Regions from separate parts of the Homo sapiens genome. Here regions 2, 3, 4 and 5 are each linked to region 1. Evidence: chromatin contacts called from ENCODE Hi-C data. All regions are on one chromosome and are shown on one strand. The core of a region is the stretch at or near the end of the contact, and the rest is flanking DNA. Distances in the headings are between cores, read along the strand shown.

What was found. Hi-C counts contacts between places; a loop is a spot of excess contacts on that map. Pooled maps may share reads with other maps.
Region 2: a pooled map shows a loop between it and region 1 (21-fold over the local background). The contact joins the promoter of HMGN3 here to the promoter of CEP162 in region 1. A Hi-C loop is called at or near these places in 2 of 37 single-sample maps with no recorded cell type and 8 of 50 pooled maps.
Region 3: a loop to region 1 is called in a map of CD8-positive, alpha-beta T cell, with 14 times the contacts of the local background. The contact joins the promoter of RNGTT here to the promoter of CEP162 in region 1. A Hi-C loop is called at or near these places in 2 of 168 maps with a recorded cell type or tissue (CD8-positive, alpha-beta T cell and naive thymus-derived CD4-positive, alpha-beta T cell) and 8 of 50 pooled maps.
Region 4: a map of CD8-positive, alpha-beta T cell shows a loop between it and region 1 (12-fold over the local background). The contact joins the promoter of CFAP206 here to the promoter of CEP162 in region 1. A Hi-C loop is called at or near these places in 2 of 168 maps with a recorded cell type or tissue (CD8-positive, alpha-beta T cell and naive thymus-derived CD4-positive, alpha-beta T cell) and 7 of 50 pooled maps.
Region 5: a map of CD8-positive, alpha-beta T cell shows a loop between it and region 1 (10-fold over the local background). The contact joins the promoter of SMIM8 here to the promoter of CEP162 in region 1. A Hi-C loop is called at or near these places in 2 of 168 maps with a recorded cell type or tissue (CD8-positive, alpha-beta T cell and naive thymus-derived CD4-positive, alpha-beta T cell) and 5 of 50 pooled maps.

Annotation. Positions count from the first base shown.
Region 1 is chr6:84,225,322-84,230,361 of GRCh38, forward strand. It overlaps CEP162 (centrosomal protein 162), which reads right to left and starts at 2,322. Exons shown (of 27, transcript NM_014895.4): 1 at 2,259-2,322; 2 at 1,016-1,131. The coding sequence starts at 1,072. RefSeq lists enhancers at 1,735-2,235, 2,236-2,736, 2,638-2,797.
Region 2 is chr6:79,231,933-79,236,972 of GRCh38, forward strand. HMGN3 (high mobility group nucleosomal binding domain 3) reads right to left here and starts at 2,750. Exons shown (of 7, transcript NM_001201363.2): 1 at 2,614-2,750. The coding sequence starts at 2,628. HMGN3-AS1 (HMGN3 antisense RNA 1) reads left to right here and starts at 1,742. Exons shown (of 2, transcript NR_040671.1): 1 at 1,742-1,995; 2 at 2,130-4,868. RefSeq lists enhancers at 1,288-2,078, 2,079-2,868 and a silencer at 2,026-2,075.
Region 3 is chr6:88,961,010-88,966,049 of GRCh38, forward strand. It overlaps RNGTT (RNA guanylyltransferase and 5'-phosphatase), which reads right to left and starts at 2,609. Exons shown (of 16, transcript NM_003800.5): 1 at 2,337-2,609. The coding sequence starts at 2,400. RefSeq lists enhancers at 1,028-1,954, 2,309-2,688 and a silencer at 2,672-2,906.
Region 4 is chr6:87,405,075-87,410,114 of GRCh38, forward strand. CFAP206 (cilia and flagella associated protein 206) reads left to right here and starts at 2,898. Exons shown (of 13, transcript NM_001031743.3): 1 at 2,898-3,015; 2 at 4,761-4,873. The coding sequence starts at 4,766.
Region 5 is chr6:87,320,285-87,325,324 of GRCh38, forward strand. It overlaps SMIM8 (small integral membrane protein 8), which reads left to right and starts at 2,304. Exons shown (of 4, transcript NM_001042493.3): 1 at 2,304-2,348. It overlaps GJB7 (gap junction protein beta 7), which reads right to left. Exons shown (of 3, transcript NM_198568.3): 2 at 2,582-2,759. RefSeq lists a silencer at 2,126-2,415.

The DNA.
Region 1 (5,040 bases), core at 1,072-3,571:
TTCAGCATGTACTGTACTGAATCCTGCAGGCAACTGTAACACAATGGCAAGCATTTCTGTATCTAAACATAGAAAAGTAAACATATGGTACAAAAGATTAAAAAGATACACCTTTATAGGGCAGCCCCATTATAATCTTACGGAACCATTGTTGTATATGTGGTCTGTTGCTGACCAAACCATCTTTATGAGGTGCATGACTGTACACAGAACGTGGTATAACCATTTAATATACTCATTCAAATATTTATTAAGTATTTATTAGGTACTGTAGACATAGTAGTGAACATGTTGATATATAATAGCAATGAACGTAGAGTCATCACATTACAGACCATACATTCTTATAATGGGAAGCAGAAAACAGACCCATACAAGAAAAATAATTAATGTGCTAAGTGCTATAAAAAGAATTAAATACATACCAGATTAAGAAGTGACTTTGTGTTTACCTTTTACTGGATAAACAGAAGAAGCCTCTCTGAAGTGGTGATATTTAAGTTAAGATTTTCACCAGCCAGGTAAAGAGTAAGGGAGGAGCATTATTGGCAGAGGGAACAGTGAGTGCAAAGCTCCTAAGGTGAAATGAGCTTGCAATGTCTGGGAAAGAAAAAAGGCCACTGTGGAATAAATAAAGTGGGTGAAAGAGGGATATGAAGGCAGTGAGATATGTAAGAGTGAAATCATGAAAGGCTTTAAAACCATGGTAAGGAGGAGTTGTTTGTTTTTTTTTTTCTACATGTGATGGGAGACCAATAGAGTCTTTTACTGGGGAGGAACAGAGTCTGACTGCAGTGTGGTGAAAGGAATGCTGGACCATGAGTTGAGAACTGCTGCCATAGCCCAGTTGAGATGATGGCACTGAACTAGCAGTGGCAGAAAAGGGACAGGGCTAGAGGGATGATGGGAATTCAGAGTTTGGTGATGGACTAACTGTATCTTCGAGATGACAGAATTGAAGGATGAGTCTTTTGAGACAAATTTGACAATATAGCTTTTAAAAATATAAACTTACCTCTTTCATAAACTGTTCAAACTCTTCATCTAGCTCTTCTTGGGAACAGTTAGCCATAGTCAACAATTTTGACCTCCCAAAGTAAACATTCTAAAGTACCTCAAACATTGGAAACACTAAATGACAAGAGACATAAACATCTTTTGAGGAAATCCATCAGATCATGAACACGACCAGACTTAAACTTCGGACATTTGTTATGATTCAGTATATATGCACAATTTTTTTTAACCAGTAAGAGCTGGTCAAGAGATTCCTAATTCATTAAGCAAACTGATTTGGAAAAGCAGCTTTGACAGGATGTCTTGTACTCAACGTTCAGAATTATGTTTTCATCTGTTAACATCCAATTGTTAAAGAGTGGTCTCTACAATATTTCCCAAACCTATGTTTGTGTGCATGTGTTAATTAGTACCTCTCAAACACAAACCAGGTCCTCACAGGGAATCTTAAAAACTGTAAGTTAGCAAATCCAAAGGACTGTTTCTTTCTTGCAAAGCACACGACAGTTTGTGCTGCCTTATCACTCGGCTCGTTATTTTACCAATCCATAGTAATAGTTTCGTAAAGCAGACTGCATAGTTTCGTAAAGCAGACTGTATCCAGATACGGGGATGTTTCAAAATATACACAAATAGAATTTAGTAAGAATTAGTAATTTAGTCAAAATACTTAAAGAATACTTAAAGTTAATGGAGTACACAAATCAGTACTATGTTTCTTTTGAAGCGAGGGAAGACCGACAAAAATTATGTGCTGAACACAAGCAGAATCCAGTGATTTGCAACGGAAAGCGTTCCCCTAGACACCTAATGAACCCAACCTTGGGTCGACCCCCAGCTCCTGAACTCCCTAGAGCAGCTCAAATCCCAGCTTTCTTCTGTAGAGATGGGGGAGGGGAAGAGGGCTTGCAGACCCGGACAATACCCTCCCCATCGTGCAGAGTAACACCTCTTCCCCTCATTTGCACTTTCGATCAGTTCAGGGTAAGTGCGGTTAAGGTCTTGGCCTGAATAGCTTGGTCAGGGGTGAGCTCCACTAAAAGCTTCTCAAGCCTGGCTGCGACCCCGTCCCCAGAAGCGCGGGTTCGGGAATTGGAGGGAAGACAAAGACGCATTTGCCGTGGGCTCCGGGCGGAGAAGGGGAATGACCTGGAAAATTAAAGCCCTTCGCTCGAGTATGAAGCACGGCCTCGACCAGGGCGATTTGGGTGGGAAACCAGCGTTCACACCTTACCACCTACCTCTGCCTCTGAATTCCGCGCTTTCCCGGAAGGTCTGTGCGGGTCCACCAGTTGTCAGGGTAACAGACTTCAGCTGCCGGGTTCTGGAGTCACATGACCCGGGCTGGTCACGTGGGCCGTGGGTTTCCCAATGCCTTTACAAGCGAAGGTCGGAATAACCACGGCTGAGAAAGACACTCTAGTGGCTAAACCTTCGCTGCTGCAGTAAAATGCCTTTCCTTCCCTGGCTTTCTCTACGTTCCTTAGAAAAGGGGACAGCGGCAAACCGGTTACTGGAGAAGCGAGACGGAGGCTTCCAGCAGGCTTGGAGGGCGCGGTGGTTGTAGGCCAGCCCGTGGCTTTCTGGGAAATGTAGTTTAGCTCCCCTGGTCCTTGTGTTTCCGCACTCCGCATCGTCGCCTCCCGCCTTCCCCACACTTGTCATTCGAGCGCTCTGTTTTTCCAAGGGGCAATTTTGAAGAGATTGAATTTCTTGGATTTCTTTGGCCTGCAAAGACCTGTGTAGGCATTGTGAGAGAAACACAAACCTGTGAGGAAAAAAACTGTCGTTTAGATGGGGACTCTGTTCCACCACCTAGTGGGCAAGAAATCGAAAATACGCAAACAGCAAGATTCTTATTAAGTTATTGCTCCTCCCGCTACCCCTACTTTTCAAAACTGCATTCTTTACTGGCATTTCACAATTACTGACTTGGATTTTGTTTTCTATTTCTTTTCTTTTTTTCAAAGCATGCAACATTAGCTGGAGTTTCAGAGGACAACATTTAGCATAGTGTAAGTAAAATCTACAACAGCTGCAGGTTTTGCTGATGGTAGACTTAGTTCAGGACCTCATCTTTAGCTAGAACTGTTTATTCATCAAGTCTTTCTTGCAATACAAATATGTACAAACCAGGAGCTGTGGACTATGATGCAAATATGAATAATAAAAGAAATATCTTAAGCTACCATTTATTGAGAAGTTGACTTCCTGCCACCTTCTATCAAAGACTTACCTTCCCACATATGATCTAGAGCCTTTACCCATTCTTCTTCTCACTGATCTTGTTCCACTGGTCATTTCCCTTAATCCTGTATCTTCGACTTCTGGCTGGCTGTGGGATTTTTCCTAACAGCATTTGAACATGCCTTGAGATCCCCACCTAAAACATCACTTCTGACACATTCTCTTCATGCTATTATTTCCCAGTGGTTGAAATGATCTGTCTCCTCACCTTACTTGCCAATCTTTTCTGAGGAATTATTTCCACTTTACCTCCCTTTTGTCAGACCTTTTAATCCTGTCTCTGTGTGTGTAAGTGTACATATATGACAGCGCTTTATTTGATCTCCCAATACTATTTGATACACTTGTCTCCTCTCTTTCTTGGTTTTTCTTTCACATTTATAGCCTCCCCTCAAGGGTTTTCACTGTCTCTGTCTATCCTAGCTGACCTCTAAATGTTAGAATTTCTTTTCTTTTCTTCTTTTTCTTTTTTTCTTTTCTTTCTTTCTTTTTTTTTAATTTCTATTTTTTTGAGACGGAGTCTTGCTCTGTCACCCAGGCTGGAGTACAATAGTGCGATCTCGGCTCACTGCAACCTCCACCTCCTGGGTTCAACTGATTCTCCTGCCTCAGCCTCCCGAGTAACTGGGATTACAGGTGCCCACCACCACACCTGGCTAATTTTGTGTTTTTAGTAGAGACAGAGTTTCACCATGTTAGTCAGGCTAGTCTTGAACTCCTGATCTGCCCACCTTGGCCTCCCAAAGTGTTGGGATTACAGGTGTGAGCCACCGCGCCTGGCCAATGTTAGAATTTCTTAGGGCTTATTTCTGGACTCTTATTCTGTCACACTTCATGGTACTTCCATACACCTACTCATTCAAGACAGAAATCTGGGAGTTCCCTCTCTCCCATATTTTATTCGTCAAGACTTGTTGGTGCTACCTCCAAAATGTGTCTCTATTCTGTTCATTTTACATCTTAATTACTAATGATAGAGGCATCTTTTCCTCTTGTCTGAGCTGCTTCATTAGCCTTCTAACAAGTTTCTCTATTTCTACTCCTATCCTCGTCTAACCCATTGTCTACACAATAGAAAATGTGATAATTTGAAAATGTAAATCAGGTTACTCCATTGCTGAAAATCCTACAATGATTTCTCTCTGTATTTGTACTAAAATCCAAATATCTACAAGGACTTGCATGGTATGGTCGGCACTATTCTCTTCTACAGCCTCCTCTCACCCCCACTCACCAAGGCATGCAGAATTATTTGCAGCTCTGGTACAGAGTTCAGTCCTATTGAGGTTAGAATTGGAGCTTTGGTATAAGGAGTGGAAGATGAATGTTACTGTGTCTAAAGAGTGAATAATCATTTTGTCTCTATGCGTAAACCTACAAAACTTATGCTTATAGGATCCAAGAGTTTGTTATGCTGAATTGTGGAAGGGATGTCACTAAATTTTTGGTACTGAATTGAATTGTTATACATTTTTCAAAATAATAGTCATTAAAAGAATGATTAATATTTTTTGAGAGTTTACACTGTGCTGTATACTATTGTATTCATTTTTATAAAATGAATTGACCTCATGACCCATAATTTAAAACACCATTTAATACTAGCTCTCATCATAAATATATATCTAAAATGTCAATGAAATGGCTACTTTAGTAGTTAAATCACTCTGGGTAGCATCAAAGTTTCCTACTTTTAGATTCTCCATAATTGTTACAGGTTTCTCAATCATTATGTGTTTCTTTTTGTGTTTCCTAGAATGATATGAAATTTGATTT
Region 2 (5,040 bases), core at 1,500-3,999, 5.0 Mb before region 1:
CATTACAACAGGGCTAGGATTCCAGATGTTTTCATTGACTTTATCTGTACCACTTCTTGCTCTGCAGAACAACTTACTCAGATGTTCATTAAATAACATTTCTTGATTTCTAGGAAAGGTTGATACAGGGGGCTAAGAAGGCAAAAAAGTACTAGGGGGACATTTTAAAAGCTTATTATATTGTAGAGCAGACAATTCTTTAGTCAAGAAAAATATTGTGTAGTATGTAAATGCTTTGGCAGTTACCCCAGCTTTGAAGATCTTGAAGAGCTATGCATGGATTGTCTCCAGTTCTTTTTTGTATCTAAGCAGGCTTTACCTAATGACAGTGGTTCCTCACATAAGTTCCAGTGAACTTCAGGATTCCATGAGGCTGCTCTAAGACTTGACTGATAGATGGATGGCCATGATCGCCGTGTTTAATCTGAGGTTGTTCCTGCCCAGGTACCAACTGAGGTCGTTAGGCTTCAGGTATAAATGGAAAGCCTTCCTATTAATCAAGGAGAGGTTTTCCATCACCGGAGAACACTCTGATGTCCTCAGGAATGACACACAGGTGCCTGTACACAGTTTTGCCCCTAGTCTCAGGACCATTGGCTAGCTTATGCATGGGGGTTCCCTGCCTTCCAGGGAAATAAAACTGTAGCTGTAATTTTACTGTTATTTTAGTTTTTTTTTTTTTTCCTTCCGTCTCCTTGAGAGAGGCAGACAGGGGAAGTAAGAATAATGGTTTCAGCAGCTCTGGCCCTTGAATAAACAGCAAGGAAGGGTTCCATCGTCAGGGTCCATTATACATAAAGTGTGCACACCTAACCTACTGTTTATGTAAACAATGGTTATAATTCCCAGGAAAAAAAGATGGCCTCCAGCTCACTTACTCTGTAACCCGTATCTTGATGATTAGTTCCTTTGTCTCTACTAGAATTTCCAATCCATCATTAACCCTCAGTCAAAATGCTGAAAATGGTGACATCACTTAATATCCTAATTCTAGTAAAACAGGGCTAGAAAATACCTTCATAAAATTAAGTTTAAATAATAAATCTCAAGTATTAGTGCTCTTAATATGCCATCTGTCTTCTTAAACTGGGAGTACCTTTGGATTTCCTTAATTCCTCTTGACCCACCCTTTCGTAAGTGAGTACGAAATGGGTGAGAATAAGACTTTGGCATCTATAGCATCTGATTAAATCTTTACTAGTAGTTATTGGTTGGTGAGATGCAGGACAATTTATGTCTTTAAGTCCCAGCTGAATGGGGGTAACACCGCTCAAGCTGTTTTCAGGATTAAATGAGATAATGCAAGTCAAATTCTGCACAGCGTGAGGGACACAGTATGTGCACAACAAACTCTAAGACTTTTAAACACTTTCAATTATTTTTAAAAAGTGGGGTAGGAGACAAGTTTCTACCCAATTTTTAGTAATAACATATAAGAAGGGGAAAGCTTTTGAATTTTTAAAACTTCAGTATTTTAAAATAATGCAGTCACTCTCACACACAAATTAGTCCATGGTCTTTGATAAAGCAAGACATTAGGTGTAATTTTGCTTCAAATTTAATACCCACACTCGTTGACACTGTTGGAAACACTGAGGCTGGCGGTGGGAGGGTGCAAAGCACTTGCTTAGGAACCAGCTGAGAAATCCTCACTGATTTCTCAGGGAGGAGGAAACCTTTCCCTTCCCTCCCCGGGACAAGTCGAAGCCCCACCCCGAGGGAGATTTGTGTCCCTGAATGTAGTAGTTGGTGTCCGGGGCCTGCGCAGAAGAGGACAGTCCGCAAGGGGCGGAAGACAAGACAAAAATGACTCCAGTTCGCTAGACGCGCAGAGGGGCGGATAGCGCGCGGACCCCGCCTTCCCCAACCGAGTGTGGGTTCCAGTCGCTGGGGAGGACCTGGTGGCCCCCTGACCTTGGACGAGCCATATTGGACGCCCCGGCGCCGTCCCGTCTTCCACGCTGCCAACTCCACCGCTCCCGCCCCGAACTGCGGGTAGGTCCAGGCCGCCAGGCCCCGCCTCGCCGGCCCCAGCCCTGATTGACACTGGAGTTGGTACATACGGGTCTGCAGCGGAGGCGAGCAGGAGGGTGAGCGCTATTTTAAACATGGCTTTCTCTTTCCCTTAGCCTAGGAGCCACCGCAGCGCACCCAGCCCGCGAGTACAGCCGCATGGGAATAATCCCAACATTTGCCTGATTTATTTTCTTCCCTCTCCTTACGCTTGTACTTGTTTTTCTCCTCTCGCTGTTTTCCCTTCACACTAATTCGCAACCTGGCAGTTTGCAAAGAGGAAACTCCCTTTCGGAATGGAAAGCCGCTTTTGCTTCTTGTTGTTGGGGGTGGAAAACATTCCAGCGAGAATGAGTTCAAAAAGAAGGGAAACCGCGTCACTGGAGAGAAAGTAACATTAAGAGATCGATGAGGACGGAGTGGGTAGGGGGGACAGAGAGAGGAACGTCTGCAACAGGCATCTAAAAACAAGCGTGGAGGAGCAAAGATTCCCAATCCCCGGGTTACTACCGCGCGCGTTCTGCGCGAGCCATTGCAATGCCAGCATTTACTGTAAGCAGAATTTGAAGGCTTTTGAAATCTTTTTTTGGTAAGACTTACCTTTCTCTTCGGCATAATGACTATGTCGGTGAAGCAAAAAGTAAAGCAACGGACTGGAACTGCTGGCGCCGCCGCTGGATGCTGCCTCTGCCTCTGCAGCTGCTCACGCGCAGGGCACGACGTAGCCCGGCCTCTTCGACCTGCACCTCCGCGGCTCCCTCTGGGGGCCCTCTGCTCGCCTCCCTGCTGCTCCAATGAGGAGCCCCGCCAGCCGGCCGCGAGGCCCCATTGGCTGAGGCAACGTTCTAAATTCCACGAGGGCACGCCCACCTCCGCGCGCGGTACGCGCTGTTGTAGTTTCCACTTCACCGAAAAAAATCTGCCTGGCGACTGAGCATGCCCAGTTCAACTAGTAGCCTCCAGGCCACACAATCCTGAAGTTTCATTGTTTCGCTGCTCTCTCTTTGAGATTGTAAGAATAAGAACAGTGTGTGTCTTCATAGGAAGGAAAAAGAGTAAGAATGAATACGTAAACTTTATAATGTAAATATATACACAGCAGGTACCTTATTCATTTCCTACCCATAAAGGCTTTTAATGAATGTTACATGGTGGGAATCTGTAAAGCGTGGGAAGGTACTCTGTACTGGAAGAGCGTGGCAACTTCTAAAGGCCTCAGTTTCCCCCCCTAGATATATAGTGACAACAGTCCCTAAAATCACTTAGCTCTAATTTTCTGAAATCTGTGATTATAAATCACTCACTAATTCAGCTAACTTCAAACTAGATGTGAAGACGAATAGGACATGTTTGTTACGGAAATTAGGAAAAGAAAGAACAAGGCAAAAACTGATTATTTTATATTTGAGACATATATTTGAATGACACCCGTCATGTTACACTTTATGCGTAATATTTCTCAAAGTTCTGCAAGGCATAAAATGAGCATTGCAAAAATATTTCTGAATTCATTTTATGAGACCAGATTTACTCTGATACCAAAACCAGTGAAAGACTTCAAAAGAGAGTTACAGACCAATATCACTCATAAACATAGACACAAAAGTCGTGAACAAAATTTTAGTAAATGAAACTCAACAACATTTAAAGGGACAATACATCATGACCTGTGGGGCTTATCTTGGGAATGCAAAGCTGCTTTTTTAATATCTGAGAATCAATCAATGTAATTGGCAGGATTAATAGAATAAAGGGGGAAAAACAATCCTTTCAGCAGATGCAGGAAAAGCGCTAGTGAATGGGTAAGCAAATTGTGATGAGCACATGCAGTGGAATACTATTCAGCAATAAAAAACAATAAAAAATTTTCCTACATGGATGAATATCAAAAACAAAGTGCTGTACGAAAGAAGTCAAATACAAAAGACCACACTGAATGATTGCATTCATATGAAATTATAGAAAAAGCAAAATTGGGCAAAGTTAGTTTCAGAATCATCTTAGCAGGCAAAGCTCACATCATAGGAAAATGTGTTGAAGCCTTACATTACAAATATGGCCAAATCCACTTTGGTAACACAGAGGCTGCAAATATGTATTAAAAATATCATGTATTAAATATGTATTAAAAAAGCAATGAAGTTTAATATTTCACTTTTTCTTTAGTAATTTTCAGAATACATTAATTGATCTAGTACTCTCCAGAGGTGGTTGATTACTTTCTTTTTTGGAACATCTTTATGAACTCATGGATTTTTACATATTTGGTGTGCATCAGTGTATTGCTATCATTATTATTACCTTTTTAATGCTCCTATTACCACATCTTTAGCCAATGCATACCCTTTCAAATTAGTGCTTGTGTCCTTTTGACATGATCTTAATCATTTTTGATAGATTCCCTGTTCTTGGGCATTCAGTGAATGACAATAGTATACTGAAACGAATTAAGATAAAAACCAATTGCTTAGAGCTAGATAAAAATTTACAAGTTAATAATTTTATCATTAAAATAATATTTATAATGAAGATGTCTTTCAAGATATTAATTTGCCAAATACTTGATAGTTAAATAAAGAAAAAGTCAGTGAAAACATTTTTAGTAAGATATGTGTGAGAAGGATACTGAGTAGCACTTGCAATCTGGACTGGATGGCTATTTTTCTTCATGGAGATGGAAAGGTGCCACAACAAAGGTAGTGCTAAGGTGAATATTTCTCCTCTGTGATGAAAAATAACTCACAAAATTGGCTTCTTTGTTAATTTTTTTTCAAAACCAAACACTCAGATCATCAACAGCAAACAAAATTGTGAATGTTTTTACTGCACACAATAAAAATGCTACGATGAAATTGAAGCTTGCTTGTTGGATGAAGAAAGCTGATTGTGAGGACCTCGAGTTCTTGGAATCTTTAGTTCATTTACAAGTTATGAAAATAACAGCTTCGGTTGAAAAACAACAGCATTGCTTATCTTTCCTTTGATGTAGATTGCACCTGGCTGAGCACTACTCTAGGAAATGAAGTG
Region 3 (5,040 bases), core at 1,359-3,858, 4.7 Mb after region 1:
GGAGATTAACATTTGAATCAGTGGGCTGGGAAAAGCAAACCCACCCTTAATCTGGGTGGGCACCATCTAATCAGCTGCCAGCATGGCTAGAATATAAAGCAGGCAGAAAAATGTGAAAAGACTTGACCGGCTTAGCCTCCCAGCCTACATCTTTGTCCTGTGGTGGACGCTTCCTGCCCTCAAACACTGGATTCCAAGTTCTTCCATTTTGGGACTCAGACTGACTCTCCTTGCTCCTCAGTTTGCTGACAACCTATTGTGGGACCTTGTGATCGTGTGAGTTAACAGTTAATAAACTCCCCTTTACGTCTGTATGTGTGTGTGTGTATGTATGTGTGTGTGTGTATATATATATATGTACATATATTTCCTATTAGTTCTGTCCCTCTAGAGAACCCTTACTAATAAATTACACGATAAGTACAAATTACTTTTTTTTTTTTTTGAGATGGAGTCTCACTCTGTCACCCATGCTGGAGTGCAGTGGTGCAATCTCAGCTCACTGCAACCTCCGTCTCCTGGGTTCAAGTGATTCCCCTGCCTCGGCCTCCCGAGTAGCTGGGATTACAGGCACATACCACCACGCCATCATAGCTTTTTGGCTATTCATATAACTTATTTTGTGAAGTGTCCAAATTTTTTGCTAGTTTTTAAGTCCTTTGAATTTCTTCTGTATAATACATTGATGGTGGGACTATCAAGTGTTACCACTTTGGAAAAGAGGTTGGCAGTTTCTTAAAATTCTTAAAACATACACCTACCATATGATGCAGCCATTCCTCTCCTAGAGACTTACACAAGAGAAATGAAAGTATATGTCCACACAAAGAATTGTACATGAATGTTCACAGCAGGTTTATTTGTAATAGCTAAAAACTGGAAATAACCCAAATGACCATCAATAGATGAACAGGTAAACAAATTGTGGTATACCCAGAACAATAAACTACTACTCTGCAATAAAAAAGGAATAAACTATTGATACATGCATAATCTGGATGAGTATCAAATTAATTATGCTGAGTGAAAAAAGCCACACACACTTCCTTCCACCCCAAGAAGAGTACTCACTATATGTTTCCATTTATTTAAAAATTTCTAGAAAATGCAAACCAATCTATAATTACAGAAAGCAGATCAGTGGCTGCCAGGCGAAGGAGGGATTTAAAAAGGGGCAAGAGGAAACTTTGAGGGGTTTCATGGTTGTTTCCTAGGAAAGAGATATATTTGTGTATATACAGTCAAAATTTATCAAACTGTACGCTTTAAAGCTTATTGTATTCAAGCTCAATAAAGATGAAAAAAACTACAAGAAAAATAATTAAAAAAAACAAAAACCCGGCCAAGCGGGGTGGCTCTCGCCTATAATCCCAACACTTTGGGAGGCCGAAGTGGGAGCATCGCTTGAGTCCACGAGTTCAAGACCAGCCTGGGCAACACAGTGAAACCCTGTCTCCACAAAAAATAAACAAAAAAATTATGGCCAGGCACAGTGGCTCACGGCTGTAATCCCAGCACTTTGGGAGGCCGAGGCGGGCGGATCACTTGAGGCCAGGCGTTGGAGACCAGCCTGGTCAACACGATGAAACCCTGTCTCTACTAAAAACAAAAATTAGCCGGGTGTGGTGGCACGCGCCTGTAATCCCAGCTACTTGGGAGGCTGAGGCAGTGAGCCGAGATCACGCCACTGCACTCCAGCCTGGACGACAGAGAGAGACTATGTCTCAAATATATACATTATAAATATATATATACTTTAATAAATAAAAAAATTAGCCGGGTGCGGTGGCAGGAGCATGTAGTCCCAGCTACTTGGGAGGCTGAGGTGGGAGGATCCCCAGCCCGAGCAAGAGACCCTGTCTCACAAGAAAATAAAAATAAAAAACTAACAAAAACACCCTCCAGATTCCCAGTCTCAATGTGACCCCATTTCACCGCTGGGAACCGCCCCTTCCCTCCTTAACCCTCCTCCATCTCAATACTGATATTCATCCCTTCTTTCGAGGGGAAGGTTGAACCCTAACAGGTTCGCAAACTACTAAGACTCAAAGTACGCCCACTGTATTCCTGGATCCTCACCTCCTGCCACCAACCTCCTGTCTACCTTCACATTCGCACAGTTAGCCTTGCAGGAATAGTAACAAGTGCCCCCCATCCGCCGACCATCCCCTCCCGTTCATGTTCCCATTCATCCACGAAGCGTAATCCGACGGAGCATATCCCGCTCCTGAAATACCACTAATGGGCACAGAACCACCAAAAGCTGAGCTCCTCAGTCGGCCCACCCCCGGGCACGTTGGAGTGTGGGGATTCGAACGCCCCCCAGTCCAGGTTACCTGCCACCGGCTGGCCGCGCCGGGGACAGTTCAGCCACCGCGGCGGGATCTTGTTGTGAGCCATGTCTTGGGGCTGCGCAGAGCTGCCCTCCCTCACCAACGTTCACCGCGCCTTTGGAGCCGCCTCCCCGTGGTCCGGTGCACACCGGGGTCCGAGACACCCGAATCGCAGCCGTAATCTGAATTCCAACCTCTCCGATCCGGGTAACGTCAGGGGCGGCGCGCCACTTTCATTCAGGATCAACTCCACAGCTCCAGGAGAACCCACAATGCACCGCAACTTCCGCCCCCGAAAGCCCCGCCCCCTTTCCGAGGTCAGAGGGAAAGAAGAGGAAGCTCAGCGGAAGGATAGCAAAGAGTTAAGGACGCGACGAATGGGAGGAGCGGGCCTTCTCTCGCCCCACTCGGCACCGCCCCGCCCCGCCCCGTCCCGCTCCACGGACGCGCCCGGACGCTACTGGTTCGCCTTTGCGCATGTGCAATTGCCCTCGTACCGAACTCCGCAGGACGAAGCGTGTATTTTTTTCCCATCCAGACAACCTAGAGAAACCCAAAAAAGAGGGAAGCCAAGCGCCTTTCCATGCGTAGATTGCCCGCCACTTCCGTTAAGGCATCTATTTTACTGATGAAAAGAGGCCTTCTGAGCGTTACCACAGCTCAAGCTTGGCGTCCCAGCCGGATCTAGGTTTGATTTGCAATTAGGGAAAGTTGTTCAAGGGAACAAGTCTTAGGAGAATTCTAAGGACATGAGATTGGAGTACCAGAAATGGGGAATTTTTCTTTTGGTGAGTACTTACGAGGATCTATGAAGCTTCTGAAATTAATTCCAGAACACTTAGAGTTTTGTTTGTACATTTCTGGATCAAAGTTTCAAAGCATACTGGGGAGTTTGAGAGGGTCCATGTCTCCAAAAAAAGTTACTAATTAATGTGGTATAATTGACAAAGGTAGGAATTGATCAGTGGAGAACCTCTTCGTGGCGTTGTTCTCCTTGGCCTACCAAATAAACAGTGCCTTTTATTTTCCCTTCGAGTTAAGCAGAGGTGCTTGAAAAATTTTTATAAATGCCGTCCTTTAACGAGCCTTTCCTTTGTTACCAGATTAAAGTGTTAAATATAAAGCTGGATGATGGCGAATCAATTATAATGTAGTTTGGCTTTAAACACCAATGCTATATTGGAACTGCAAGAACGTAAGGCTGCAGGGAATACATTTTTAAAGCGTCGGTGGGGAACTTTCTGGGACGCTCAACCCCCTGAATGCCTGGACCCCCTCAGTAAGAGTCCCATCAATAGAGGCAGTCCAACAGCAATCTCTCTGAGGCAGCCTGAGTTAGGTCACACTTCTGGTCTGTCCTGCTGTTGCATCTGCTCAGAACTGTTAGTGAAGGTGTAAACTCCTCCCCTGACAGAACAAGATAATACCCAGTTTCCTTTAAGGCCATCAGTCTACCCAAATAATCTCCGATGAATTCCCTTTTCTGCTGATAGAGTGTGTACCATGCCCAAAGTGGTAAAAACCTTCCATCCCCAGACCCCCTCCAAGGATGGGAAAGGTGAGCCTGATCCTGGAAGAGTATCTTACCTTCCCCTTCTGGGGATGACTCCCCTTGGTGACTCCCCTTCCCACACACGCTATACCCAGTAGCTCAGTCCTAGGCACACAGAAGCTTCATACCACTGGCGAGCAACTGTTATTGGCTGTAAGGCAGCAATGTGCACTGGATTTTTATTCTGCTATCCAGTTATGCCCTCTCCATACTCATTGCCACAGAATTGGGAGGACCCTGTGGCTACCTTTTGTCCACAATAGAGAGTAGAGTAGGAGAGTGGCATCCCGATGAGCAGGCAGTTTCTCTCTGCCTGTCAGGAATGCCTTGCCTGATGTGTGTTTCTGCCTATATTGCTCCTAGTCCCAAGTTTCTACTACTCTGTGAGAAGAAAAATAGATGCTCACAGACAGACCAACATGATTCCTCCCCCGCTTCCTGGAACCCCTGACACCCTCCCAGATATGTCTTGATCTCCTCTTTATCAGATGTAGATTCTCTTCATTGGTGAGTCTTTCATCAAACATCCATTTTGCCCATAAGGAAGAGTGTGTACATGTAAAAAATAAGATTGAACGTTCTCTTTTGGCAAAAGAGAGAGATCTTATCTGTCTTCCCTTTTCCTAGGACTTTTCCTTGAGAAAAACCTATATTTATTAATCCTTCCTCTTCACTTTGATATGTAGATAAATCTTTTGTTTTTGCAGACAGGGTCTCACTTTCTCACCCAGGCTAGAGTGCAGTGGGCATGATCAGGGCAGCCTTACTGGAGCCTCAACCTCCCAAGCTCAAGCAATCCTCTCACCTCAGCCCCCAAGGAGCTGGGACTACAGGTGCAGGCCCCCACACCCCACTAACTTTTTTATACTTTTTTCGTCTGGAACTCCTGCAAGCAGCCCTCCCACCTCAGCCTCCCAAAGTGCTGGTAAGACAGCCAGGTGGGAAGGATTCCTTGGCAGAATCTCCTTTTGACCTGAGCACTGGGAGGAATGCACCCTGTGGTGGAGCCTTGGGAAATTTGCGCCATTTGCAGTGGGGAGGAGCCTGGCCCCTCCTTTTCCTAGGTGGAACCTGGGATTCAGTCTACCAGGCAGGAAGCACTCTGGCTTTGGGGAGAGTCTCTGTTTCCCTTTTTTTCTTTTTGCCCAATAAATT
Region 4 (5,040 bases), core at 1,648-4,147, 3.2 Mb after region 1:
TTCCATCACAATTCTATTTTAAGACTGTTTTATGTAGATTTGTAATCTGGTGTTTTGAAACAACATAAAACTTGGTTTCTCTTTTAACAAAACTGAGAAGAGTTCTCATGCCTTCTTTTTCTCAAGGTAAATATATCCAGTTCTCTCTATCTTATTCTGACAAAATTTTTCTTATTCTCTGGATGCACTCTGGTTCCTCCGTGTTTTTTAATTAAATGCCATTGCTGCCGTGTTAAAACTAGGAACAAATAGTTCTACAAAGACTAGAAGTCCAATAAACCATGGGAGTATAAAATATATTGTCATAGTTGATGTTGTCAATAATAACCATGATAAAGGTCATAAAATACTAGTTTCTAAAATTTATGAATCCTTTTATCTATGTCAGATGCTGTGCTAAGTGCTTCATGACGGCTATCTCATTTTACTCTCACAACTCCACGAGATAGATACCATTGTTTTGTTTTATAAATGAGAAATTTAAATCACTGAAAGGTTTATAAATGAACTCTTTCCACACTTATACTGTATAATAAGCCACTCAAAAACTCAGCGGTTTAAAACAATACTCATTCATTATCACACATCTACAGGTTGACTGGAGTTTGGCTGATCTAGGCTGGGCCCTAGTTGGGCATCTCTGCATCTTACTAAAAGATCGGTTCAGGCAATTCTGTGCCATATGCATGTGATTCTGGGACCAAAGAGCTTGCTTTGTATGTACTTCTCATGGCAATGATACAGGCACAAGAGAGAAAGCAGAAATATGGGGTCTCTTTAAGATCTTGGATCTGATTTGGCACACCGTTGCTTCACCACAACCTATTGGCCAAAGCAAGTCACATGGCTAAATTCAAAATCAAGGATTGGGGAAGTATACTCCACCAAAGTCCATGGCAAAGGTGTGGATGCTAAGAGGCATGAAGGATTAGGGAGAATAATTCAATGTAGCACAAAACGCTAAATAATACTTCCAAAGTCATACCCATTGTAGCAGTCAGGGATTCAGTTTGGCTGAATGTAGCAAAAAACCCAAATAATAGTAGCTTAATAAAATAGGAGTTTATCTTCTCTCATGCAAAGTCTGGAGATAGCCAGTCAAGAAGCTGATAGGGCTGTTCCATGACGTTACCAGGAACTCAGGTTCCTTTTTCATTTTTGTTCCACCATCCTTAAGATGTGACCCTCATGTTTATGTTCACAGCAAGGCTGCTGGAGCTTCAGCCAGCATATTCTCATTTCAAGTAGAAAGAAAAGGAAAGGCAATAGACATAAAATGGAAGTGCTTTCCCTGACACCTCATCCAGTGATTACACTTACATCTCATTGGCTAGACCATGTCACAGGCCACTCTCACTGAGAAAGAGGTTGAGAGATTTTTTTTTTTAAAAGAGAACACTGTCATTCCCAACACAGGGTTAAATTAGTAACAGAAAGAGAAGAAAACATTGACATTAAGTAGGAATTAACAGTATCAAACATACTTCAGGGAGTATTTGTGCCAGGATTTGCCCATTAGTTTAAAACTATACTTAATATGATGGTATTATTCTTACCATCTTAAAAGATATTTAATATTCTAATATATAATATATGCTCATGGAAGACATTTTGGTAGCTATCTTAAAGTATAAAGAAGACAAATCAGCCATAAGCCATTACAAAGTTACAACCACTGTTAAAATTTTGCTATCTCACCGTCCTTTGGTTGCTTTACCTTGTATACTTACAGTATATTTGTATATCTAAATTGGGTTCATTCTCTACAAATAGCCAGTCTCATCTCCCTTGTATTTTTAAATTTTGTTTTATAGATCATAAGACAATATATACTCATTATGGAAAAATCTAGAAAAAACAGAAAAGTATAAAGAAATAAAAGTAATTTACCTATAATTCCATCCTTAGATCTAATTGCTTGCTGTGATTTTGAAAAACTGACCTACACTTTTTGTGCATTATATGTATGTCAATATAGTTTAAGTCATATTATATAAAAATTTCGCATTTGGCTTTTAACAAATATAAGACAAACACAAGGTTTTTGTTAACATAATTTTAAATACCTGCCTGATATTTTACTTAAATAACGTGTTTAGATTTCTAAGGCTGTGCTATTATAAATCTTGTTACTCTGAACATCTATTTTTACACAAGCTTCTTCCACATTCCGGGAACATTTTCTAGAAGGCGGAAATAAAATTGTGTTATATTATGATGTATATTCTTGAGTTTTTGTGTTGATTCATTTCCTAGTAATCAGGGAATGTCCTTAAGCAAAGCATATTCTGCATATTTGTTTGCAGTTTGAGAAAAATTACTGTTTAAAAATAAAACCTTGTTGTTTGATGCTCTCCTTCTAATGAGTATTTAATCCTTTTTCACACTTTCACGTCTGAAGGTGGGCCTAACGATATTATCGTTAAGGGATAAAACCTCATTATTTTGACTCGGACACTAATGTGTTCTTATCATGTGCTTCTTGAATGAGCAGTTTTCTCTTCGGGCATCTTGGAGCGTTCTGTTACAGACTTCCTTTGAACAACGGGACATGAAATAAAACCTCGATACTTTTTACTTTTGTTTTTTAAAACTAGATACTTTTACAAGAACTCTATTTGCCCAGGATACAGCCCTTCCGTTTTCCCAGCCTCTCCAACTGGCTCCTCCCTCTCCCCCACCCCGCTTTCAAAGCCGCCTCATCATTCCCACGCTAGCAAGTTAATATCCTTATTTACGAGAACTTGTGTTTCACAGTCTTAACCACGGAGGTTAAGATGTCTCTGCCTGAAATTCCTTTGTTTTTAAAGTTTTTCCAGCCCATCTTTTGGGGGAAAGACCCTCAAAGTGGGACCCCGCCCCACCCCCACCTGGCCCCGCCCCCTCTGGTCCGGAGCCTTCCATCTCCATGGTTACGCGGCGGTGGCTGCGAGCGCCCAACTGCTCCGACCGTCGCGGTGAGGGCCCCAGGACAGAAGCAGACAGACACGGCTCCTGCTGTCGATTCCGATCCAGGTCAGCCTACTCGGGGCTCCGCGCCCTTGACCCGGAGGCGTACCCCGCCAGGCGGCGAGCTTGGGGCGGCTGGCGGAGCTCGGGCGGCTGGAGGACCGCGTCCTGCCTCGTCGAGACTTAGCTCTCAGTCTCGATCCTTTAGGCTGCGCCGCCGCAGAGCTGGAACAGCGGTCCATTCCTGCCGGAGGCGCCACCCCAGGGCTGCAGGGCTGCCCTCTAGCCTTTGCGCGGGTGCCTGAGGCCTCCCGCTTCTGTTTCGCTCCACTGGCTACCCCAGAAGCCGGACCTCGGGAGACTTAGTAATTGGAGGGTGGGTGCAGGGAAGGTGCTGAGCCGCGTCCCTAGCGACCCGGCAGCGGCGCGCATGCGCACACAGATCCGGAGCGCGCACACAGATCCGGAGCGCGCACACAGATCCGGAGCGCGCACACAGATCCGGAGCGCGCACACAGATCCGGAGCGCGCACACAGATCCGGAGCGCGCACACAGATCCGGAGCGCGCACACAGATCCGGAGCGCGACGGACTCTCCCACTGACTGGCACTTGCGCATGCGCTGCCTGTGATCTTGGAGTACTGATTATAAGCTGTTTTAAGCGATTCCCTTAAGCCGCGCACTGTTGTAACCACTAAAAACAGGACTAATTTAGTCCTCACACCTCTGGAAAGAAGTGAAGCAAGTGCCCAAGGTCTCACAGCTGGACAGTGGTCGGGTCACCATGGAATCCAGGCAATCTGGTTTCACTGGACAAAATGCCTAGTGCTTCGTACTCATCCATTGGAAAGCTAATAATGCTGAGGAGTTGGCTTTATCTACCTGATATTGCCTTTGTTATACTCTACATGCCAACTTCCATTGTGCTTAGTTACTGATATTCAGGAAAATCAGAAAACTCGATCAAAACCTACCACTTTTTCCTTATAGTAAATGCTTTTTTTTATCGAGAGTCTGAACTCTATTTTAGATGTGCGGAAAAGATCATTTTAATGATCTGAGCAAGAATTGTTTTCCAAGATTCTAGTACAGTTCTGAAGGGTCATTTAATGAATGTGGTGGAATAAGCATTTCTCCTTTTAAAGCTGTACTCTTGGGTTTCTCATTAATTTTACCTCCCTCCCCTACAAATACTGCTTAGCCTTTTTTTTTTTTTCCTGAGACACAGTTTCGCTCTTGTTGCCCAGGCTGGAGTGCAATGGCACCGCAACCTCCGCCTCCCGGGTTCAAACGATTCTCCTGCCTCAGCCTCCCAAGTAGCTGGGATTACAGGCGTGTGCCACCACTCCCGGCTAATTTTGTATTTTTAGTAGAGACGGGGTTTCTCTGAGTTGGTCAGGCTGGTCTCGAACTCCCGACCTCAGGTGATCTGCCTGCCTTGGCCTCCCAAAGTGCTGGGATTACAGGCGTGAGCCATCGCGCCCAGCCTGCTTAGCCTTTTTTTTTTTTTTTAATTAAGAATATCATGATAGGAATATATGTTTAGTGACCATAATTTAAATAATTGAAAATGTTATTTATCAAATGTTTCAATTATTTGAAATCCCAATCGTTGTCTGTCTTCAATAAAGTCCTTCATTTTTAAAAATAATGAAAAACAGGAGAGGCCTAGATACTAATAAAAATGCTAATAAGCTAATAGATGATATTATGACTGTTTACAAATACAATATTGCAGAAATCAAAAGAGGAAAAAAATAAATTTGCATAAAACCACGGTTTTTTTAAAAAAAATTGTTGTTTTATTTAGCCAGAATGCCTCCAACTCAGGCCGAAAGTGTTATAAGGAGTATTATACGAGAAATAGGACAAGAATGTGCAGCCCATGGAGAGATTGTTTCTGAAACTCTGATTGCTTTTATGGTAAGAAGAAATATTTTTGTGATTACTGTTTTATTAAGAGGTTTTTTAAGATGTGGTGTCCATTTTCCCCTTTAAATTCTGTGAGGCTTTCATAAATGTTTTTCAGTTGAAGCATAACGAGATAATTGGACAAATTTGTGAAAACATTTTTAAAAAGTTTATAGAGC
Region 5 (5,040 bases), core at 1,054-3,553, 3.1 Mb after region 1:
ATACATACACATAAATATTAAAAATTTTTAAAAATTAAACCTCAAATCAAATGTGAAGTTAATTTGGCTTGGGAGAAAAAGTTTTAAATTCGAAACATATTTACCAAAGCTTTACATAAACCCATGCCAAAATATTGGTACCTTCTATTCCAACTATTCTGTTCATTTTAATATAACTTGTGTAAACCAGAAAGTCTATGAGATAGGTCTCAATCAATTTAGAGGTTTATTTCACCAATGTTAAGGACCATGGCCTGTGACACAGCCTCAGGCAGTCCTGAGAACATGTGCCCAAGGTGGTCGGGCTACAGCTTGATTTTATACATTTTAGAGAAATGGAAGTTACAGGCAAAGACATGTATCAATACATGTAAGGTATACATTGGTTTGGCCCATCTCAAAGCAGCGTGGGGGTGGGCTTCCAGGTCAAAGATGAATTCAAAGATTTTTCACATTTTCAATTAGTTGAAAGAGTTAAGCTCTGCCTGAAGATGTGAAGCCAGCTGGAGTTAAGGTAAGCGGGGGTGTTGTGGCAGCCAAGGTTCTCCTTATGTAGATAAAGCCTCCGGGTAGCTGGCTTCAAAGAATAGATGTGAATGTCTCTTATCAGACCTTAAAAGATGTCAGACTCTCTGGAAAAGACCTAGTAAGGGGCCAGGCACAGTGGCTCACGCCTGTAATCCCAGCACTTTGGGAGGCCGAGGTGGGTGGATTGCCTGAGGTCAGGAGTTCGAGACCAGCCTGACCAATATGGTGAAACTCTGTCTCTATTAAAAATGCAAAAATTAGCTAGGCTTGGTGGCATACACCTGTAGTCCCAGCTACTCGGGAGGATGAGGCAGGAGAATTGCTTGAACCCAGGAGGTGGAGGTTGCAGTGAGCCGAGATCATGCCACTGCACTCCAGCCTGGGTGACAGAGTGACACTCCGACACTCCATCTCAAAAAAAAAAAAAAAAAAGATCTAGTAAGGGAAAGAGATTTTCTATAGAATGTAAGTTTTCCCCAACAAGAGACAGCTTTGCGAGGCCATTTCAAAATAGTCAAATAAATATATTTTGGGGTAACATATTTTTATTTCTTTCAGGTCCCACTATGTGTCACGTGATGTTATTCCAGAGTCAGGTTGGAATTTTCTTATTGCTACAGTATATTTTACCAGTCTTACGATCTCCGTTTTAATGTTAATGCTGGTCAGTTGTGTCTAACCTCCAACGGGAGGAAGGTATAATGAGGCATATCCAACCGCCCACCCCTTCCCATCAGGGCCTGAACTCATTTTTCAGGGTTTTTTTGAGATTACCTTGGCCAAGACAGAGGTCCATTCCTTTCAGGGGTGGGTTGGTGATGGTGGTGCTTAGAATTTTATTTTTGGTTTTTGTATTAGTCTCTTCTCACACTGCTAGAAAGAACCACCTGAGGCTGGGTAACTTATAAAGAAAAGAGGTTTCATTAGCTCACAGTTCCACAGGCTGTACAGGAGGTATGGCTCCAGAGGCCTCAGGAAACTTACAATCATGGTGGAAGAGGAAACAAGCACGTCTTACCGTGGTGCAGGAGAGAGAGAGAAAGAGAGAGAGTGTGAAGGGGGAAGTGCTACACTCTTATAAACAAACATCTTCTGAGAACTCCATCATGGGAATGGCAAGGGGGAAGTCGGCCCCATGATTCAGTGACCTCTCACCAGGCCCCTCCTTCAACACAAGGGGGCTATTATTCCATATGAGATTTGGGTGGGGACACAGAGCCAAACCACATCAGTTTTCACGTGTATCCCAACAAACTTAAACATCAGCAAAGTATGTGCAAACCAGCATCCCTATATCTATTCTTGTCTCAACTGCACCTGCATACATCCTGCATCTTGGACTCTCAAGGCCCTAACGTAATGGCAGAGTATTAACTCTACACTTAAATGACTGTTCCCCTAAAGTAGGGGTAGGAAGAAATCAGATCTAGCTTTCTTTCCCAAATCAGAATGCTTTCCACTTTCATGAAATAAACATACTTCTAGGAGATGTCTCCTTTTATTTATACAAACATACACACCGAACTGGAACGTAATTTGAAGTTGGGAGGTGGAAAACTAAAGGTCAAAAAGGGAAGAAAGCAAAAACGTCCCTTGCACACTTCAGCCCGCAGACCCCAAGGAGGGGCGCGAGGTCCTCAGAACCGGAAAGGCTAGCACTGGATGGGTCCCCGCAGCCCCGCGCCGCTGCGCCGCAGCCTCCGGAAGACAGGGGACGCTGTGGCGCCGGGCGGGGCGCCCTCCGCCGCTCTCTCTAGCAGGCGGGGCGGCGAAGCGGGGCGGGGCGTCTCGGGCGAGGAGAGGAGGTGACCCCGCGAAAGGTAAGCGGCGGCTTCGGTGGTGTTGAGTGGCTGGGCGCCGGCCTGGAGGGGCCAGGGCGGCCGCACCATCACGCTCCCGTCTCTGCCCTTCCCAGCTGCCCTGCCGGTCTCCCTCCCAGGGAGGGAGCGTCCTCTCGGATAGCCCAAATCTTTGCCTCTCCGTGGACTCCCTGTACCCGCACCCCAAGTCGGTGAAGCTCTCTGGCCCCACAGAGCCCATTTCCCGTACTCACCTTGCGGGCTCCAGTTTGTTCGGTGCTTCATCCATGGACACCCCCACCCCGAGAACTCTCTCGTTTCCTGCAGTTTCTTAGTGTCTTGGCTCACCAGACTCATAGGGGAACATGGTGGTGTTTTGAGGAGACGCCGCTTTTCTTTTGTCATAGTGCGGACACTCGTGCTTTTTCAGCCCTGCAACACAATGTGTAGAACTTAACGGAATGAAGTTTTCTTTTGGAGGCTTCCAATGCGTCTGTCTTTGAGTAAGCCTTCGGCACCGAACAGTAGTCCATGACATTGGGGGAAGCCAGATGAGACTCAGATTGTCAGTACTCAGGCTGTCGCCAGCAAAGCCTTTCCCCTTTTTTCAGAGACAGTACTACATCCAAGAGGTGGAAAGATACTTTTGTTTTGTTTTGTTTATTTATTTATTTGTTATTATTATAAGTTTTAGGGTACATGTGCACAATGTGCAGGTTAGTTACATATGTATACATGTGCCATGCTGGTGCGATGCACCCACCAACTGGACATCTAACATTAGGTATATCTCCCAATGCTATCCCTCCCCCCTCCCCCCACCCCACAACAGACCTCAGAGTGTGATGTTCCCCTTCCTGTGTCCATGTGTTCCCATTGTTCAATTCCCACCTATGAGTGAGAATATGTGATGTTTGCTTTTTTGTTCTTGCGATAGTTTACTGAGAATGATGATTTCCAATTTCATCCATGTCCCTACAAAGGACATGAACTCATCATTTTTTATGGCTGCATAGTATTACATGGTGTATATGTGCCACATTTTCTTAATCCAGTCTATCATTGTTGGACATTTGGGTTGGTTCCAGGTCTTTGCTATTGTGAATAATGCCGCAATAAACATACGTGTGCTTGTGTCTTTACAGCAGCATGATTTATAGTCCTTTGGGTATATACCCAGTAATGGGATGGCTGGGTCAAATGGTATTTCTAGTTCTAGATCCCTGAGGAATCGCCACACTGACTTCCACAATGGTTGTACTGGTTTACAGGCCACCAACAGTGTAAAAGTGTTCCTGTTTCTCCACAGCCTCTCCAGCACCTGTTGTTTCCTGACTTTTTAATGATTGCCATTCTAACTGCTGTGAGATGGTATCTCATTGTGGTTTTGATTTGCATTTCTCTGATGGCCAGTGATGGTGAGCATTTTTTCATGTGTGTTTTGGCTGCATAAATGTCTTCTTTTGAGAAGTGTCTGTTCATGTCCTTCGCCCACTTTTTGATGGGGTTCTTTGTTTTTGTCTTGTAAATTTGCTTGAGTTGATTGTAGATTCTGGATATTAGCCCTTTGTCAGATGAATAGGTTGTGAAAATTTTCTCCCATTTTGTAGGTTGCCTGTTCACTCTGATGGTAGTTTCTTTTGCTGTGCAGAAGCTCTTTAATTAGATCCTATTTGTCAATTTTGGCTTTGGTTGCTATTGCTTTTGGTGTTTTAGACATGAAGTCCTTGCCCATGCCTATGTCCTGAATGGTAATGCTTAGGTTTTCTTCTAGGGTTTTTATGGTTTTAGGTCTAACGTTTAAGTCTTTAATCCATCTTGAATTGATTTTTGTATAAGGTGTAAGGAAGGGATCCAGTTTCAGCTTTCTACATATGGCTAGCCAGTTTTCCCAGCACCATTTATTAAATAGGGAATCCTTTCCCCATTGCTTGTTTTTCTCAGGTTTGTCAAAGATCAGATAGTTGTAGATATGTGGCGTTATTTCTGAGGGCTCTGTTCTATTCCATTGATCTATATCTCTGTTTTGGTACCAGTACCATGCTGTTTTGGTTACTGTAGCCTTGTAGTATACTTTGAAGTCAGGTAGTGTGATACCTCCAGCTTTGTTCTTTTGGCTTAGGATTGACTTGGCGATGTGGGCTCTTTTTTGGTTCCATATGAACTTTAAAGTAGCTTTTTCCAATTCTATGAAGAAAGACATTGGTAGCTTGATGGGGATGGCATTGAATCTGTAAATTACCTTGGGCAGTATGGCCATTTTCACAATGTTGATTCTTCCTACGCATGAGCATGGAATGTTCATCCATTTGTTTGTATCCTCTTTTATTTCCTTGAGCAGTGGTTTGTAGTTCTCCTTGAAGAGGTCCTTCACATCCCTTGTAAGTTGGATTCCTAGGTATTTTATTCTCTTTGAAGCAATTGTGAATGGGAGTTCACTCATGATTTGGCTCTCTGTTTGTTGCTGGTGTATAAGAATGCTTGTGATTTTTGTACATTGATTTTGTATCCTGAGACTTTGCTGAAGTTGCTTATCAGCTTAAGGAGATGTTGGGCTGAGACAATGGGGTTTTCTAGGTATACAGTCATGTCATCTGCAAACACGGACAATTTGACTTCCTCTTTTCCTAATTGAATACCCTTTATTTCCTTCTCCTGCCTAATTGCCCTGGCCAGAACTTCCAACACTATGTTGAATAGGAGTGGTGAGAGA